Regions from separate parts of the Mus musculus genome. Here regions 2 and 3 are each linked to region 1. A link is a loop called in an ENCODE intact Hi-C map of the cell type or tissue named here. Cell type or tissue: heart. All regions are shown on one strand.

What was found. Peaks named below come from ENCODE experiments on the same cell type or tissue, not always from the same donor. Only the 100,000 strongest peaks of a DNase experiment are listed, where the experiment ranks them.
Region 2: it touches region 1 in a loop (4-fold over the local background); 16 of 42 quality-filtered maps call a loop at or near these places.
Region 3: it touches region 1 in a loop (4-fold over the local background); 17 of 42 quality-filtered maps call a loop at or near these places.

What each region holds. Positions count from the first base shown.
Region 1 is chr3:58,415,258-58,417,757 of GRCm38, forward strand. Tsc22d2 (TSC22 domain family, member 2) reads left to right here. Exons shown (of 4, transcript NM_001081229.2): 1 at 1-2,356. The coding sequence starts at 432. Among named protein-coding and RNA genes, the nearest start is that of Tsc22d2, 1.8 kb to the left of the region's middle. In heart, a CTCF peak has its summit at 1,227; DNase peaks (open chromatin) are centred at 84, 1,224 and 1,764; H3K4me3 peaks cover 2,500 bases; H3K27ac peaks cover 2,500 bases.
Region 2 is chr3:57,845,118-57,847,617 of GRCm38, forward strand. Pfn2 (profilin 2) reads right to left here. Exons shown (of 3, transcript NM_019410.3): 1 at 2,234-2,500; 2 at 57-249. The coding sequence starts at 2,365. Among named protein-coding and RNA genes, the nearest start is that of Pfn2, 1.4 kb to the right of the region's middle. In heart, a CTCF peak has its summit at 997; DNase peaks (open chromatin) are centred at 1,934 and 2,194; H3K4me3 peaks cover 1,809 bases; H3K27ac peaks cover 1,309 bases.
Region 3 is chr3:58,162,722-58,165,221 of GRCm38, forward strand. It overlaps Gm40056 (a long non-coding RNA gene), which reads left to right. Exons shown (of 6, transcript XR_003954487.1): 5 at 1-1,535. It overlaps 1700007F19Rik (RIKEN cDNA 1700007F19 gene), which reads right to left and starts at 1,086. Exons shown (of 6, transcript NR_040538.1): 1 at 1,041-1,086; 2 at 786-832. In heart, a CTCF peak has its summit at 1,229 (motif pointing right); a DNase peak (open chromatin) is centred at 1,250; H3K27ac peaks cover 883 bases.

The DNA of each region.
Region 1 (2,500 bases):
TCCTCCGCGTCGCCGCGCGGGAGCAGCCGCGGGACCCGGCCAGGAGAGCCCGAGCGGGGCAGAACCGCCCCTCACGCCGCCGCCGCCGCCTCCTGCGCCCTGCGCTCCACCCCCAGCCGGGCCTGCTGACCGCGCCGAGCGCCGGGCTGGACTGACCGCGGAGGCTGAGCTGTTGGAGCAGCCGGCCCGCCCCTGGACCACGCTCGGGCCGTCGCTGAGGAGTTGAATTGAGGCACCCCTGCCGCGGGAGGTGAGGAGGGAGGAGGAGGATGTCGCGCCGAGACGCCGGCGCCCAGAGCAGCCCGTGACTTGGCGGCGTGGGCCGTAGACCCAGGCGCGAACTCGGACTTTGTCTTTGGGGGCCCGTGCTCGGCCCTTCTCGGTTTCCGGTGGGGTCCCAGAGGAGCCTCTGCCCTCCAGCCTCTTCCACCATGTCCAAGATGCCGGCCAAGAAGAAGAGCTGCTTCCAGATCACCAGTGTCACCACGGCTCAGGTGGCCACCAGCATCACCGAGGACACCGAGAGCCTGGACGACCCGGACGAGTCGCGCACGGAGGACGTGTCCTCCGAGATCTTCGACGTTTCCCGGGCCACGGATTACGGCCCGGAGGAGGTGTGCGAGCGTAGCTCCTCGGAAGAGACGCTCAACAATGTCGGGGATGCGGAAACTCCCGGGACCGTGTCCCCGAACCTCATCCTGGATGGGCAGCTGGCAGCCGCTTCAGCTGCGCCCGCCAACGGAGGCGGCGGTGGCGTGTCGGCCCGGAGCGTGGCGGGGGCACTCGCCCAGACCCTGGCGGCGGCCGCCGCTTCGGTGTCCACTCCTGGGCCGAGTAGTGCAACTCCATCTCAGCCCCCTGCCACTTGTAGTTCGCGTTTCCGCGTGATCAAACTAGACCACGGGAGCGGGGAGCCGTACCGGCGCGGCCGATGGACGTGTATGGAATACTACGAGCGGGATTCGGATAGCAGCGTCCTCACCAGGTCCGGGGATTGCATTAGACACAGCAATACTTTGGAGCAGACTGCGGAGCGGGACAGCGGCCTGGGAGCCACCGGAGGGTCGGTGGTGGTGGTGGTGGCCTCCATGCAGGGGGCGCACGGGCTGGACTCGGGAACTGACAGCTCCTTGACTGCTGTGTCACAGCTACCCCCGTCGGAGAAAATGAGCCAGCCCACTCTCGCCCAGCCGCAGAGTTTCAGCGTCGGGCAGCCGCAGCCTCCACCGCCCGTAGGTGGGGCTGTGGCTCCAAGTTCGGCGTCGCTGCCGCCGTTCCCGGGAGCGGCGACCGGGCCGCAGCCAATGACAGCAGCCGTTCAGCCAACCCAGCTCCAGGGAGCCGTGGCCGGAGGCGCCCTCCCCGGGCCTGTCGGTCAGGGGCTGCCGCCGCCGCCGAATGTCAACCTGGCGCAGCCTGTGGCCCTGGCAGCTCAGCCCGGCCCGGCCGGCGGCTCCTCGTTGTCACAGCAGTTCGCCTATCCCCAGCCTCAGATACCACCCGGGCATTTGTTGCCGATGCAGCCATCCGGCCAGAGTGAGTACCTGCCGCCGCACGTGGCCCTGCAGCCGCCAAGCCCTGCGCAGCCCTTGTCTACCAGCGCTAGCGCCACCTCTGCTTCCGCGGCCAGCTTTCCTCTGGGGTCTGGCCAGAGCGTCTCCTCCTTGGGTGCCCAGATGATGGGCGCCTCCGCCCAGCCCAGTGAAGCTGTGGCCCCGGGTCCGGTTCCTGTAGGCCAGGCCGCTCCTTGTCAGCCGGCCGGAGTGGCCCCAGCTGCTCTAGGAGGCGTGGTGCAGCCAGGCTCCGGGCTTACTGGGGTTGGGCAGCCCCAGCCCGTGCAGCCTCCGCAGCAGATGGGTGGCAGTGGTCAGCTGCCAGCCGTGCCTGGTGGTCCTCACACCGTGGTGCCCGGAGTTCCAAACGTGCCTGCAGCGGTACCCGTTCCAAGCGTGCCTAGTGTGCCCACCACTTCTGTTACTATGCCAAATGTACCCGCGCCTCTGGGCCAGTCTCAGCAGCTGAGCAGCCATACGCCAGTCAGCCGGAGCAGCAGCGTCATCCAGCAAGTTGGTTCACCCTTAGCTCAAGGCACACACAGTGCACCAACAAGTCTACCACAGTCTGACCTAAGCCAGTTTCAGACTCAGACCCAGCCTTTAGTCGGGCAAGTTGACGATACTAGAAGAAAATCAGAACCCCTACCTCAAGCACCACTTTCTCTCATTGCTGAAAGTAAGCCTGTTGTGAAGCCTCCAGTTGCAGATGCCCTGACAAACCCTCTTCAGTTAACACCTATGAACAGTCTGGCCACCTCTGTATTCAGCATAGCTATTCCTGTTGATGGTGATGAAGACAGGTATGTACATTTTTTTAAATTTTGAATATCTGATAGAGTTGCTTGCCCCAAATATCTTAAGATGCAGTTTGGGGAGTTTGTTTCCACTTAGGGTCTTTATTTTTAAAACTTAAATTTGGTAAAAATCAATTCAAAGTTTTGAAG
Region 2 (2,500 bases), 570 kb before region 1:
ACCCTAGTTGTAATATGACATGCAACTTTTAAGGAGAAAAAAAAAAGCCTACTCACCTCTCCCGGCCCTGCCAACAGCAACGTTGTATGTTGGCTCCCCACCTTGACTCTTTGTCCGGATGTCCATTGTGCAGTCACCATCAACGTATAGGCTATCTCTGATCACAGAACACTTCTTTGCTCCAAGAGTCAAACCGTTGGTAAAGAAACCTTCCCGGTCTTTTCCTACAATCATATCTATTTCTACTGGCTGGCCACCCAAAACAAAGAAGAAAAAAATTACAGTTAATCAGAATCTGATACAACAAACTGTGTGCTACCGTAGAATCAAGATAGCTGTTTTTATTATTACCTATTCCTTCGTGGTTACATGATTTACACATTAGTTTGCTTTTGCAGCGAACAGTGAGGCCTGCTAACTAAAAGCCAGTGTGTATCAACCATACAGAGAGTTTCCCTAAATAGTTGGCAGTTGACACTAGGTGCAAACTGAAAACGAGTTATTTATAAACTATCTCAAGTCAGGTGCTACTTGAGGTGCTTATGTAATTGTAAAGATTCAGGTATAAGCTCTTGTATACAACAGCTTGACTATCATATTTTGCCACATTAGTCATGTTGCATCAAATTTAAAGTTGGGTAAAGTCGATCCAGATGGGCCTGCTTACATCTCTGTTTCAAGCAGCTTGAAATGTCCCTGGTAGTATGAACCTCAGTTACCACAGACTGTGGGACATCTCCAAATTCATATTTCCCTCCTACTTTTCTAGCCACCACTCTTTTCTCTCCAACTTGCCTTGCCCTTCCATTCAATAACCTGCTTTCCTTCTGGACAAATGCAGAGTGATTCTGTCTACAGCACTGCGGTAGCAACAGCAAAATCAGAGAGAAAATGGAGGGGCATTGGTAAAGAAAGTGAGGTAGCCACCAGAACCGGAAAAGAGAATCTGTTCATTCTAACGTTCCATGAATAAGAAGGAAGGCGTCGCCCCCATCAGAACTGCAGAGTCATAGCAGGCCCCAGCCATTTCCAAGCATACTCCCGCAATATTCTTAAGCCAGACAGCGGGAACTCACACACAAAGACAAGACTGCAGAAAAAAAAGTTAATCACCAAATGTCAATTCGCTATAGGAACTGTGGCCTCCCACATGGGGACAGGAGATCTTAAAGCACTCCTGTCACAGACTGAATCCACACTAATTTGTTAAACCACATTAAGTAGTAAAATGCTGAGCACCTGTGATATGGGACTTGAATTCTGTTATGTGGTAGGGGAGGGAGTGGGAGTGGGGAGCAAAGAAATTAAGAGAATGGTCCTGTACTTGATACTGGTGTCAAAATCTTAAAGAGCATTGCATAGAAACAAGCATAACAATAAGCAGTGTTGGAGACTGGTTGACGAATATTCTCCAAATGTGTGGCAACCCAGTCAAAAGCCATCAAGTCACATGAAAAGGAGGCACCGTGAAGCATAAATCGGTATTAGTTCTTTTACTACCATCACTAAAGAGGGAGTGACTTGGAGAAGTGTTATCCCCCTCCAGCGACTCCCCAGATTTTTTTAAATCACCCTTAAACCATCCCCTTTTTAGAGCTATGTTGCGTAACTGGGGATAACAGTATATCGATGAATCTCTATAGGTGGAGAAGAGAAATCAATGGCAGTTCGCCATCTTGGAGGAAAAAAAAAAAAAACTATAGAACCACAAGCTGAAGTAGATTCACCATTCCACCTACGTGGTCCGCGTACCTTTCTCTCCAGCCTAGGCGGCCTGGACACCCGCAAGCCTACGCAAAGTCACTCCATTAATTCCCGGGATCCGGCCACTGCCGCCTCCCACATTCCGCGCTCACAACCGAACCAGATCCAGGGCCAGCCTGCCGCCCAGATTCCCCCCGCCCACACCCGGGGACCCGCACTGCAGCCCGCAGGGCTCCCCGAACGCCGAGGGCCTCCCGGGGAGGCGTCCCCTCCTCCACCCTGGCAGCCGCAAGCCGGGGCGCCGCCGGGGCGAAGAGTCCGGCCGCCCCGCCCCCGCGCGGCCTCGGGCAGCATCCCCAGGCTCAGCTGCCCGCAACCGGGCTCCGGCTGCATCCCCTTCCTCGCGGGCGGGCGAGGAAGCCGGCGGTACCCTTCCCTTCAGCCCTAGCCGCATCCCTTCCTCGCGGGCGGGCGTCCCCTTCTCAGAGGCCCGCCGCACACCTGCCGGCTTGGCGCCCCCGGGCCTCACCGTGATGCTCTGGAAGACGCCCCCGGCCGTGGCTGCCCAGACGTATTTGGCGTCGCAGTAGCCGACAATGGCGGCCTCCTGGCAGCAGCCATCGCACATCAGGTTATCCACGTAGCTCTGCCAACCGGCCATCTTCGAGCCCTTCGCACTGCAGCGGGGACGGCAGGAGCAGAGGCGCAGCAGCGGCAGCGGCGGCGGCGGCGGCGGCGGCGGTGGAGGCGGGGCGGGGGCGGGGAGGAGGCGGCTCTGCGCAGGCACCGACCGCCC
Region 3 (2,500 bases), 250 kb before region 1:
AGGAGATTAGCAAGCAGAATTGGTGACCCTGGGGGAAGAGACTAATTCCCAGAGGAATTAGGTGAGTTTTTGAAGGATGGGGTTGAACTGGAGAAGAGAGGGAAAGAGAAGCAGGTTGAAACTGGATTTTCAGCGGCCCACGTAGTTGGAGTGACTGGGCCTTCACAGCTGGATCATGGCTTCTGGAAATGGAGCAGGGAGGAGAATCAGTCCGTCTTCAAGTCACTACCAGGGTCAGCAGTTACTGTTTCTCTCTCACCATCCCCTGAGAAGTTCCCATTCTCTTCTGTGTGGAGGAGGAGACAGAGGAAGGGACAAAAACCTGGAGAGGGCAGAAGCACCTGCCCACCCATGTGAGACAAGACAAAAAGCAGAAGTTAATCAGCGTGCACCGGCCCCTCCATAAAGATCCCACCCCACTGGAGTGTGTGACCAACCTGGGAGAGAAACTGGGAGTTCTCAACAATGATGCTAAGAGCCATGACCTTGAAATTCAAAAGCAAATAGAGAAGAGATGAAGACCCAGGAGACCCGAGCTTGAAGTTATCCCAGGAGAAACAAGCTGAATATAAGGTCTTCCCAGACTCAGCTCAGAGTCAAACAGCCTGTCTTCTAACCCCATTTCCTCCCATCACCAGCTGGGAGACTTGGAAGTCGTCTTTCCTTTCCCTGAGCGGATACCCATTTCATTAGGTTCATTAGGTGAGGGTGACATGAGGTGGGAGCAAACAGCTCTATCTCCATACACCCCGTTAAGGGGCTTTGTGGGCAGAACCAAGACTCACCCAGAAAGATGTGGTCGGTAGAAAATAGCTTTTACACGAATCTAGGCCTGGATGGAGAAAGAAGACATGTTAAAAAACAAACAAACAGACAAACAAAAAAACAAAACAAAAAACCCAAACAAACAAAAACAACTGGCAACAGGGAAGGAGCCTGGTGCTTGTATACACGGTGCCTGGGGTACTCAAGAGGACGTGGGAAAGTTCTCCCCGTACAAGCATCCAGCAAATACAGGGAGATCAATAAAACCAAATTACCACCGTTTTGCAGCCTCCAAAGAAACAATGAAAGTTAACAGTGACCGTTATATCAGTTACTAATTTACTGCCTTTAAACCCTAAGTCCACCGTTTCAGTGCTCTGGGGTCATTCATTGAAGGAATTCGAAACACTTCTCCTTCCCAACGCGCATGATTTGACGCTTCATCAGTAGAGGGCGCTAAAGAGACACTACAGGAACAAGGGGCTTTTCACTTGGTTTTACTCCTGGTGTCTGACCTCCAGCAGTGCACATGTAGGCTCATCAGCCAGGCCATGTGCCATCAAGATCGCTACAGTGTACAGTCCTTCTCCCGGATCCTCTGCCTGGACTCAGAGACCCCTTGCCTTCACCCTTGTAACGTACCAGTTTTACACAGACCTCCTGACCACTTTCCATCTACAGCTGGCTGACAAGGCAGCAGGACTTTGTTTCTTAAAGCCCTCCAAGTGTGAATGCTTCACACGAGTCCTTACACTTCCTATTTGTGTATGGTAGGTAAACAGCCATAGCCTCAGCTCGCCTGTACCTTTTGCATCCTTCCCTTCTTGCATGGCAAGTATGAACATGCACCTACCAGATAGCCTAGTGTCCCCAGCTACTGGCTATTGTGCCTCACTCAAGCTTTTGCCTTCAACAATGTCAAAAGTCCGGCCTTAGGGAGAGCCCCTATTTCAGGGTTGTTTTTCTTTGCTATTCTCCCTCAGATATAGGGTGCCCTTCAGAAGCAACTTTACACCTCCACAGCTATTATTTTAATAATTCTGTATATTAAACTTCCGTTATTTTAAATTACTATATAATTTTCTGTTTCCCAAAGTAGGCCCAATGACATGGGTGGGGGGTGCGTGGTAACGTCATGGAGAGACAGGAAAATCATGTGGCCTTGCTGGAGGTCTAAAACATAGCAGTTCAAGTGTTCTGGACAAAATATCAAGCCTGATTCTTGTCCAGCCTTGGATCTGACCAAACGTTTGAGAGGAAAGGAACGCGTTAAATGACACCATCAGATACAGCCACCAGATCAAGGCTCAAGAAAACCTCATGAGAAGAACAATCAGAATTCTCCAGTGTGACAGAGGAGAGAATCTGCCTGCCATCTGTCTGTCTGTCCATCCATCTATTCATCTATCTACCCATCATTCGTCTGTCTATGGCTTTTTATCCAATTAGAATTAAAGACTCCATTGCACACTGATTCTGGTAAAAAAAAAATGGAGGCAAATGAATTTAACTGTCTGGATATTTGATAATATTAATTATCTTTTTTAAAAAAAATAAGAGTTAATGAAGGAAATATTTGTTGATATTATAAAAATTCTTTTTATGTTTATGTGTGAATGGTACATGGGAATTTTCTTCAAAATAATAGTTGTATGAGATACAAGTGGATGGGAGTCTGTACTGTCCAGGACTCAATAATACTGAAGCTAAGTGATGAATACATGTGTTATTAAGA